2 separate regions of the Homo sapiens genome follow, and region 2 is linked to region 1. The links are chromatin loops, found by intact Hi-C in ENCODE. Cell type or tissue: A673. All regions are shown on one strand.

Region 1 (2,500 bases):
GTTTTTTATGAACTTTGAAAATATTTCTAAAATGTATTGGTGTAAAATTGTGTATAGTTACATTGCATAATTTTTGCATGTGCAGAACTTTGCCTATTCTCTTGCCTGAGGCCAAATATATTCACTTTTTGTGATAACATTCTGGTCATTAAATCCAACTAAACTTCCTAATATAGAAGACTTTTTTACAGGAGATATATTTCCAAATTGTCAATGAATATCATACTTTTCCATGTTGGTTTAGCAATAAACAGGCAGGGATTAAATAGGATTTCAATATAAATTCTTCACTGAAATAATCATTATTTTGAGTTAATCACATTAAAAATGCAGCTTTCAAACACCAAAAGATCAGATCACTATTAGAATGCAAAATAAATAAAAGTACATCACTCCTGGCATCTATAATTATAATTCTCCTAAATCCACATCGCCCCATTACCAGCCAACCTTAGATTAAAACCCTTAAGTGCTTATTTGATACCAGTTGAGATTATATTAATAGCTATTTGCCAGCGAGTCAAGATTTCTCCCTCTGCATTGGGACTCTAATGAGGTTTGGACCCAGATGACTTTGGGAAAGTTGAGCCCTATAGGTCCACTCCTTTATTTGCGTGGGGAAATATCCTCAAACTTTGACTTCACTGTCCATCTGCTCTCTGGAACTTAAAGGCACAGGCTTCTAGATCTGTTACCATGCAGAAATCATGCTGTTCCAGTTGCCTGTTTCTTACAGAAACAATATGGAAAGCATCTGTACTGCTGCAAAATAGTACCTCTTGGAGAAAGTCCTGTTATGTTGGGAATAACTATTTTGATATGCTTACCGGTACCACACTAAGGGGATGCCTGAATGAAACTAGGGTTGTTATGGTTGAGTGTTAACAGAGTAACTTCTTCTGCTATCTTCCAATAAATTGTGTTGCCGTTTACAAAATTTCTTTCTTCCCTTCTTCTCTCCCTCTGTCTTTCCCCCCCTTCCCCCTCCCTTCCCCTCCCCTCCCTCCCTCCCTCCCTCCCTCCCTCCCTCCCTCCCTCCCTTCCTTCCTTCCTTCCTTCCTTCCTTCCTTCCTTCCTTCCTTCCTTCCTTCCTTCCCTCCCTCTACATGGAAATGAGTGAAATATGAGTTTAGGGGCAGAGTTTGTTTTGACAAAGTTGAGGAGAGGGCAGACAGACAGGTTGAGTATAACTGCTGTTAAAGTAGTGGAGTCTTTGGAGAAAAGGGGGATTTAAGGTTGTTTGCCATGAAATGTGCTGTATAAATTCTTCTTTTCATTTTTTTGTTGACATCTTTAACAAATTTAATACTTCTCAACAATACTGCATGTGAGTGGGCCACTCCAAACAGAAGTTGAGAGTACAAGAGGAGTACTGACTTCAGCACCATACCAGAGGAAAACCTTTTGGCAAAAGCAAATGTGTAAGACAGACTAACCAGAATCTATTTTTGTTTGCCATGTAATTACAATTGGAAATGCAAGCAAAGATATACTGCCTCCCCAGTTAATCAGCAGGAATGACTCCCAGACATGAAAACAGAGTGCCATTTTAAGAAGTGATAAGCCTGGCAAACTCTGTCTAGCTGGACACATCCAGAATATTCTACTCTATTCATTCAGTGTGAACATGAGCATTTTCCTGGAATTAATGAGACACATGGTAAGATTCCAATCTTAAGGGAATAAATTTAGACCTGTTTTCAGAAAAAAAAATGCTGAAATTAGAAACACTTCAAGCTAGTTTGGTTGAAAAAAAAGAGTCTACATTAGTATAAAGTTCTTCCCCCAGAATGGTCTTGGAGAATCAGTGTGGAATATTGACCAACACTCAATACTTCATGTTTAGATCAAATTGACATGTTAGACTCAATTTTCATGTTTAGATTCAAAATGACACATGTAAAGTGCCCCTCAATTTTGAAATCTTTATCATCTGCACCAATTTTGGGTCACTAGACTAACCTGTAAGCCACTAAAGTTTCTCAAATGCTTTGTTCACAATCCACATGTAGACTCCATGAAATTCTTACTTCCTACTAGAATTAGATGCTAGCATGACTTGTGTAGTCCACCTTATATGTGTGAATGGTTCAACAAATCTGTGTTTAAATATTTTAGTGACTTTTCTGTTATTTCTCTTCAATGGGAAAATAAATGTCAATCTTTCAGGTGAATAAATTTAATAACTGATTGGATGCTGGTTACCAGATAAATTTCAAATCAACTAAACTAATATTAAATGCTGCATATATTTTAGGCTCTGCGCTAAGTGCTGAAATGATTTAGGAAAACTAATAAAAATGTCTCATATTTCAGCTATTGTTTTGCGTTTGATTCAGACTCGTACAAATCTTCTTTTATTCAAAAGGCTTTTGTAGCATATAACCTGGAAGATTCTTCATGAAGATTCTTTATAGTACATTCGTCCCACAGACTTTAGCCTTATCAACCTTGGTGGTCTAGCAACAGTAGGAGAAGATGTTATTTGATTTTTATTTAA
Region 2 (2,500 bases), 110 kb before region 1:
CCCCCGTTTCCACATTTTCCTCCAAAGAGGGAACATTTAACTCACATCCATTTCCACACACTTTTTTTTCTTAATAATAATTTCTTTCACATCCTCTTTTCTCTACTTCCCTTTAACCTGAATTAAGTTTAGCCTTTTTTCCTTCTCTCCTTCAAAAAACAATTATGACTTGGAAAGGATTGAATTTAACATATTCCCAAATGCTTCAGTTAATGTACTCCTCCCAGCCTGAGTAGAATCATAATTCCCATGAAGATGGTATGCGATTTCCAAGAACTCTACAGTCTGGCTCAATAAGAACTTTTCAGACTGCCACATGTGTCAGGAGTAGCCTTGCTTACCAAACAGAAGCCAAGTGGGGTAAGATTACTCATGAGGATTATCTTCCTGTGGATGAAATTCTGTCTTCTAACTTCAATTACACTTAGCTAAAGAAATATGGACAGAAACAAATAACTTGAAATAAAAGATGAATACAGTTCCATGCTAACGTACAAAAGTTGTACTCATGAAGAGAACCTCACGCTCCAGGAAAGTACTTGGTTATTTCTTATGATAAATTATCATAAATCTTGACACTTGACTACTTTTCAAGTTGGGGACTTTAGGGTACCAGGAAAGTAAATTTAGCTCAAGTCATGTTAAGAAAACATGTTTTTTGAAGGAGGTAGCTGGTAACAGAACTAGGAAACCACCAGGGCTGAAGTAGGAGGATAACTTTTTGCATACGTTGTTTTCACGTGCTCCCAGTAAAGGTCACACCTTAGTAAGCCACCCAATTCCCTCCAACATTGCCTCTACTGCTCCCCCACCCAAGCAATGCATGATGTGATTGATCCCTAACAACAAGAAGCTCGCAGCCAAACTACATAACCTCTAAAATAGGGATAGCCTCATTGTTGCTATCTGCAACCCCACAGTAATGGGGTCATTAATTTCAACATTGTTTAGGGGAAGGATGTTTTATATCTGGTGAATAGCTTAGGTAGGGACAAGAAAAGTAAAATTAGAAATTGTAATAAAAAACACAAAATGAATAGTTTTATTTAATCAATGTTGCAATTTATTCTTTTTAAATCTTAGTACCTGACAAATAGTTGTTTTTCATCCCTCCCTCAGCTTTCAGTGCCAATTAAAGAAAACATCCCAGGATTTGTATTATTGCACTCTAATTATAGTTGAGGGTACAGTGGCATGTGATTGTGGTATAATAACTAAAGCCCTGGAGTGCCTTTTATTCCATTAAAAATGACCTTAGCCTTGGATCACAGAGCTTTGCATTGATTTGTCTTTTTGTGGTTTCCTCTCCACAGGTCTGCTTCCTCAACCAGGGTGATGCATTGAATTGTGACACATGGGGGTCAGTGAAATTAACTATCTTTCCCATGAGAAATAATTTATCATTCAGCATTTGCTATTAATGTGCCTCTGCTGCAAGTGAATGAAGACGTATAAAGTGTATGGAAATTGTAGAGCAGATGAACACTGCATAAATATCCTTTAATGTTTATGATGAGTACAATAATTTTCTCATCTGTAAATGGGAGGGATTTGGGCTGCAGAAAAAGAGACGTTGATAAATTTGGTTGCTGTAAAAAAATGGCTGTAATTTCTTCTATAGAAGCTGTACCTCTTTGGGTCTAATTTGAATTTTGTTTTCTGCCTGTTTCAAGGAGGTCTTTTAAAACTTGTGATTACTATTGGATATGATTGTGTCTGTAGAAAGACTTCCCAGCCTTCTTTAGAACTTAGGAGGTGCCTCTGTTCTCAGCATAGGCAATATTAATCTCAGCTCACATTGTCTCTGGATGGGATTTCTGTTTGAGAAACAAGAACTAGAATGGACAAGGTGAGCTTTAATTATTCAAATTCATCTAAAAAATATCTCCTGAAGGCTTATTGAAAGCCAGATACTGTGCTGGACAGTGAGCGAGGGATACAAAATTCATGAGAAAGCCAGTGATTCTCACTTATCCATCTTAGAAAGTGTACTTGAACCCAAGGGGGCATGTACCAAAGTGTTCACTGATGTATTGTTAATAATAGTGAAAATTCAGAAATGACCTACATGCCCATCATTAAGAGACTGGCAAAACCAATTCTGAGATATTCATACAATGGAAAACCATGCATCATTTGTAAAGAGGAAGGTAGATCCACAAGTGGAAAGGTCTCCAAGACATGATGTTAGAGAAAAAATAACTATATAAAGTGATGCATCCAGTATGATACTCTATGTAAATGCACAACACACACAAACACACAGTCACACAAATACACACACTCTCTCTCTCTTTCTCTGTTATTTATTTTTTCCATAATCACTGTGATGCATAGCAATGACCCTGGAACAATACCCTCTGATGTGGGTCCTCCCACTGCACAGTGGCAGGAAGTGTTATTCACATGGGTGATGGGTTGTTTGGGACAGTCTGGCAGCCACAGCTGATAGCCCCACACCAATATGATGACTTTTGTTAACTTGGGGGCGTGAAGGGGG

Evidence for each region. Peaks named below come from ENCODE experiments on the same cell type or tissue, not always from the same donor. Only the 100,000 strongest peaks of a DNase experiment are listed, where the experiment ranks them.
Region 2: it touches region 1 in a loop (9-fold over the local background); 1 of 110 quality-filtered maps calls a loop at or near these places.

What each region holds. Positions count from the first base shown.
Region 1 is chr6:81,681,425-81,683,924 of GRCh38, reverse strand. No RefSeq gene overlaps it. Among named protein-coding and RNA genes, the nearest start is that of TENT5A, 70 kb to the left of the region's middle. In A673, a CTCF peak has its summit at 1,492; DNase peaks (open chromatin) are centred at 744, 1,324 and 1,334; H3K27ac peaks cover 2,375 bases.
Region 2 is chr6:81,791,839-81,794,338 of GRCh38, reverse strand. No RefSeq gene overlaps it. Among named protein-coding and RNA genes, the nearest start is that of LINC01526, 21 kb to the left of the region's middle. In A673, no CTCF peak of the experiment used is centred here; DNase peaks (open chromatin) are centred at 338 and 1,308; H3K4me3 peaks cover 367 bases; H3K27ac peaks cover 429 bases.